Regions from separate parts of the Homo sapiens genome. Here region 2 is linked to region 1. Evidence: chromatin contacts called from ENCODE Hi-C or POLR2A ChIA-PET data. All regions are on one chromosome and are shown on one strand. Each heading gives the region's core, a stretch centred on a gene start or an enhancer-like site at or near the end of the contact. The rest is flanking DNA. Distances are from core to core; before and after follow the strand shown.

Evidence for each region. A loop is a pair of places that touch in the nucleus more often than their neighbours do. ChIA-PET counts read pairs that join two places held with the same protein, here RNA polymerase II (POLR2A). Pooled maps may share reads with other maps.
Region 2: a loop to region 1 is called in a pooled map, with 2.1 times the contacts of the local background. The contact joins two enhancer-like sites. A Hi-C loop is called at or near these places in 1 of 168 maps with a recorded cell type or tissue (heart right ventricle) and 3 of 50 pooled maps. POLR2A ChIA-PET finds 5 or more read pairs at or near these places in 1 of 52 experiments (OCI-LY7).

The regions. Positions count from the first base shown.
Region 1 is chr4:24,104,503-24,107,202 of GRCh38, reverse strand. It overlaps a transcript of PPARGC1A not described here. Among named protein-coding and RNA genes, the nearest start is that of PPARGC1A, 220 kb to the right of the region's middle. Within about 2 kb of position 1,367, at least 3 of the 41 ENCODE cell types and tissues checked have a DNase peak (open chromatin) inside an H3K27ac peak, as active enhancers do.
Region 2 is chr4:24,244,082-24,246,781 of GRCh38, reverse strand. It overlaps a transcript of PPARGC1A not described here. Among named protein-coding and RNA genes, the nearest start is that of MIR573, 270 kb to the left of the region's middle. Within about 2 kb of position 1,306, at least 5 of the 41 ENCODE cell types and tissues checked have a DNase peak (open chromatin) inside an H3K27ac peak, as active enhancers do.

The sequences.
Region 1 (2,700 bases), core at 118-2,617:
TTCAACCATTTGCAAAATGAAAAGTAATATAGCAATGTGCTTTTATTATCCAATTTCCTAATGTGTTTTTGTGTTTATAAATGATGCAATTATGCTATTACAATGTATTTGTGTTCATTAATAATTTTGAACAGAGGAAAACCAATGCCCTGTTGGAAGTATTTGTATACCTGGCCTTTTTATCATGGCTTTTCCAGAGGAAGCTATATCAGTTATTTTTTGCCAAATAATGCTATATCACAAAGCACTCTAAAACTTAATGGCTTGAAGCAACCACCATTTATTATTGCTCATGATCTAAGGGTTTTCTGTGCAGTTCTGCTGCTAGGCCAGGCTCTGCTGATCTCAGCTGGGCTCACTCTTGCATCTGAGCCAGCTGGTGGGTCAGCTGGGGGCTGGCAGGTCATGTGAGCAAGGATGCCCTTGGCTTTGCTTTAAGACTATTGACCGAAGCAAGGGACAAGGCACTTTTGCCACAGTCTATTGGCTAAAGCAAGGGACAAGGCAGCTGAGATTCAAAGGGTGGGGAAACCAACTAAACTACCTCATATGGTGGGAGTCATTGCAGAGTCACATGGCAAAGGAAATAGATACAGGGAGGGACAGAGAATCGGGGACTTCTTTGTAATCAGTCTGCCATAGAAGATCTACATGCCTCTTTAGTTTCTCTTGAGATTAAGAAGGAAACTAGGGACGATTCTTGAAAGACCCTGGGCTTCCTTTTTCTGTTGAGGCTCAAGTTGCTACTTGAAGGTGCTCAAAGTGTTGCCATTCGACCTGCCCCTGAATCAGGTTCAATTCTTTAAAACCTAATTTCATATTCTGTCCTTTTCATGCCCTCTTCATTTCTTATCTTCTAGCCCAGGAAATGATAGATCAGTTGATTGTTGCCTTTGTGTCTATAATGAGTATAGAAGAAAAAAAGACTGGGAAATTCATAAGAAACAGATACATGGAGAAACTTAAAGGAGGCATCTTTCGGTTTGCCTCTTTCTGGGCTTGCTTTATTAAAGGCAAAATCTGGAAGAAAATAAAGTCTGCGGGCATCTTTTTTTGGCTTGGGCAGGATCTAACTAGGTGTGTGAGGGCATCCGGGGGCGGGGAAACGAATGGAAGTGCTGATCTGGGATATTGGAAGGCACCAGAAAGAAGGGACTGATCAATAGCTATTTTTCAACTGCGTAGCATAATTTGTGTCAGGCTGCTGAAATGAGTTAGTGCTTCATAGTTAATGGCTGTGAGCACATTCCTTTATTGCAGCACTCTCCAAAATGTTTGCCGTCAACAATTCTAAAAGGCTGTGAGTGACTCACAGCCAAAGTGAGTAATGCACTGGAACTTCGTGAGCTGGGGCCTCTTCTCCGAAAACCTTCCCCTTGGACACCATGTCTCTGTATTTACATCTCCGGCTTGGCTGCTCCTCAAATCATCTAGTCTTCTTGCCATCTTGTTTGGATATCACTCTTCTTTCAAGCCTCTCTTCCTTTATTTGGGGATTTCCTGGTTCCACCACTCAACCCTTTCTTAGGCTCTACACAAACACCATTCGCTTATTATATAAGGGTGGTCCATGGACGAGTAACATAGGCATCATGGAGGAGCTTATGAGAATGCAGAGTTCTGGGCACGACTCCAGACATACTGAATCAGAGTCTGCATTGAAACAAGATACCCAGAAGATCTGTGTGAACAGGAAGATTTGAGAAACACTGGACTATTTCATAAACATTGATTTTCGCCCCTGCTATTTCCATTCCCTCACTTTTAACGTCCTCAGGCCCTTTTATCTCTTACCTTAGGTTGGAAAATACCTCCCCCTAGCTTTTCACCAGTGATCCTAAAGTGTGATGAGCTGCCAAGTCAAGGATTGAAATAAAGTCCCATTAGAAGGTTTGCTTTTTCAAGGTTGTGTATTTGCTTGGGTCATTGGAAACTGGTGGTGGCTGTTTTCTTCCTCTGTAACGTGGGATAAACCATGAAGAAGTCTGAAAATTACACAATTCTATAAGCAAAGTCCACACTATCTTACCTTCACTGTGCTCTAGTGTTAATCAAGCCTTTCTGCCAGAAGAATGGGTGTTGTGTGTGACTCGAGGCATATTAGAAACATGTTCCAATGTAAATAGCTCCCACATGAGTGAGTTACACCCATTCATTGAGTGCTCACCTTGAACCACGTGCCATACATGGGCGTTGCATGTTCACACTGTGATTTAATATGCACATCAGCCCAGTGAAGTATGATCCCCATTTTCCAGATGATGAAATTGAGGCTCAGGGAAGGGAAGTAAATTGCCCAAAGTTACACAGCTGGTGAACTGCAGTATTTGAAAGAGGCTACATTTTTAAGTACCGTGTGATTTCTCCATCTGCAGATTCCTTTCTTTAGCTGTAAAAGGCTTTTTCCTCAGGGTTTACTGGGCATATATTTTTGGGGAGAGGCGTTGCACCAAGCTAATTGTTGACCTTCTTCCACATCTCGTCACAGGTATACAAACAGCCCCATTCCTGCTTTTGTCTTTATTGTCTGATTCACATGCTTCCTCCAGTTTGATGTTCCTTCTGATTGCTTCCAATGAGATGTCAGCTCTCTCTCTGAATTGTGTTGCCCACAGTCCTCTGGAAGCTCTACTTCCTTGTGGAATTACCACTCTAACAAGGACGGTCCATCCTTTGCTTCCCTCTTCTCCCTTTGCTTTG
Region 2 (2,700 bases), core at 57-2,556, 140 kb before region 1:
TTTAGAAGAACCCAGCTCCCGGAAGATGGTTCCGTGGGTGACGTGGTGGTGACTTTTAGTCAATGACCAACTAGTGTTACAATCTCACAGAAAATTTAAACCTTACATCTTACCCCAAATTTGTTTACAAATATTTATTTATTTAATTAAATTCATTAATTTATTTTTGACAGGGTCTGGCTGTGTCACGCAGGCTGGAGTGCAGTGGTTTCATGACAGCTCACTATAGCCTTGAACCTTCCAGGCTTAAGCGATCCTCCCATCTCAGCCTCCTGAGTAGCTGGGGCTACAGATAGGCACCACCACGCCCGGCTAATTTTTGTAGAGAGGGGGTTTCACCATGTTGCCCAAGCTGGTCTTGAACTCCTGGGCTCCAGTGCTCCGCCTGACTCAGCCTCCAAAAGTGCTGGGATTGTAGGTGTTTCCCCAGGCACAAACATTTATTGAAGACATTTCTTTGGGATCCCAGGATCTGAATGAGAAACAGCACAATATGAATTACAGGGAAATGCATTTATTGTGAGAGCTGTTTTTTTATAGTAGGAAGAATTTATTTCATGCCAATAATATATTATTTGATTGATATTATTGAATTATAGGAAATATATGAATATTATTTGATTGATCTTAACAGATTACAGGAAATCTATGAGACAAAAACACCAGAAAATGATTACATTAGAATTATCCATCTAGCCATTTGTGTACCAGAAAAACAAGCATTATTTAAAATCGTTGCTGATTCTGTCAAATGGAGAAATTATTCATAGAGAGCATTTTCATTACTTTCAAAACAACAACAGTACTAGGACCAAGCATAAGTGTGTGTGTGTGTGTGTGTGTGTGTGTGTGTGTGCACATGGCTTTCAGGTACATATCAGCAAACAAACCATGTACTAATAATAAAACAACAAATAGCAGCAATTTAATTAAGCACTATTTATGTCAAAGTATCTGAATAGGGATATGATTACAAAATTATATGTAAAAATTTGAGGCAAAGAGGAGATATTTTTCTTTTCTTGTATTCAACTCCACATTCTGCCATTGTCTAGCAGCTGTATTTTGAGCTGCCAAGCTGGGTCTTGACTTGGTCCAAACCTTTTCTGAGAGAATAGTCTATGCAAGCTGGCAGGTTGTCAAGCTGTGTGTGGTCCTCGTACCAGCAAATGAGTAAATCAGAGTTATAAGTTGCAAATGTGCCTCAAATTAACTTCTGCATAGTAGGGAATGAACTTGGCATCATTTAAAGTCCGGCTCAGTGACAGCCTTCTCTCACAGCAGCTTAATCAAAAAGATGATGGAAAATTGAGGCATGGTGGGCCTCGAAGCTTCCACAGGGTGTGAACTCAGTGTACTGTGCTTGAAATGTCACATTCTGAGAGGTCCTGGAATTGCCAGGCTCGGTGTCATATTGCGCTGTGGGCTCTGTTCACATGATGCAAGCACTTGCTTATCTGACCAGGCCTAAAATAAGACGCTCCAATGCTTTATTTATGAGCTTGGGGCCACACAGGCCCATGATGTAAGTAACCTTGGGGTACACAGTATTTGATCACTTCAATTCCCATTAACTACCTGTTTCTAAATGGGGAAAAGCATTTACCCAGCACATTGCGTTATTCATGAAGACACAAAAGCAGCCTGTTGTGCTGTCACTGGGACTGATTTCCATGTAATGCGATCCAGCTGTTGAACACTGCAGATTGTCAGTTTCTAATGTTAGTTTTCTCCTTCTCTCTTCCTCTTTTTTTTCTTTTTCTTCTTCCTCGCCTGTTCTTTCTCCATCCTTCTTTTTTTCTCCATTCTTAAAAAGAACATTGGCCAGTTCTAGACACTGTTAGCCTGAAACTGTATATCAAGGAGTTATGAGCTGTTCCCCTTTTCAATATAGAAGGTCACAAGTTGGCAGCAGAGAACCCGTTTTACATAATGCTGAGATAATTTAGTGCAGTGTTTCTTGACTACGGTTCTATTAATGTTTTGGACCTGATAGTTCTTTGTTGTGGGGGCTGTCTGTGAATTGTAGGATGTTTGGGGCATCCTCTATTCACTAGATGCTGGTAGCACCTATCCATTTATGATAACCAAAGATGCCTGTAGACATTCTCAAATGTGCTCTGGGAAGCCATGTTGTCCCTGGTTGATTTAGTGTGACAGCTTGCTGGGTCTTTGTTAATGAAAAATCTCTGTGACTCTCCTTGAGACTGTACACATGTGGTTATTAGATGTGGATTGGGAGGCAGAGAACATGGGTTTGAATCCTGGTTCCAACACTTATTGTCTGTGTGACTTTGGGCAAGGTAGTTAGCCTTTCTAAGCCTTAACCTCTTCACCTATTAAGAAGGCTTAATACATAACTTAAAAGGTAACTGAACACCAGTGAACTAATATGTCCAAAGGATATGTCACATGATACATGCTCAAAAATTGACAATCCGACCATAAGATCTAATATATGAAATATTATAATTGTCAACTTTAACATGTAGAGAAATAAAAGGCAGTTCTGTGCACCCCTGTAATCATGTGTTGCTCAATTCTGCTTTTGTCCTTCTTTTCTTTCCCTGTACTTCTACCCCTGGTCATTCTTATATTTGAGGAATAGATTAATTATGGCCAAGGACATGAGACTGGGAGATTGGAAAGAGAAATGGTGAGGGGCCTGGAAGAGAAAAGTTTCCTGGTGGGATTATTCTA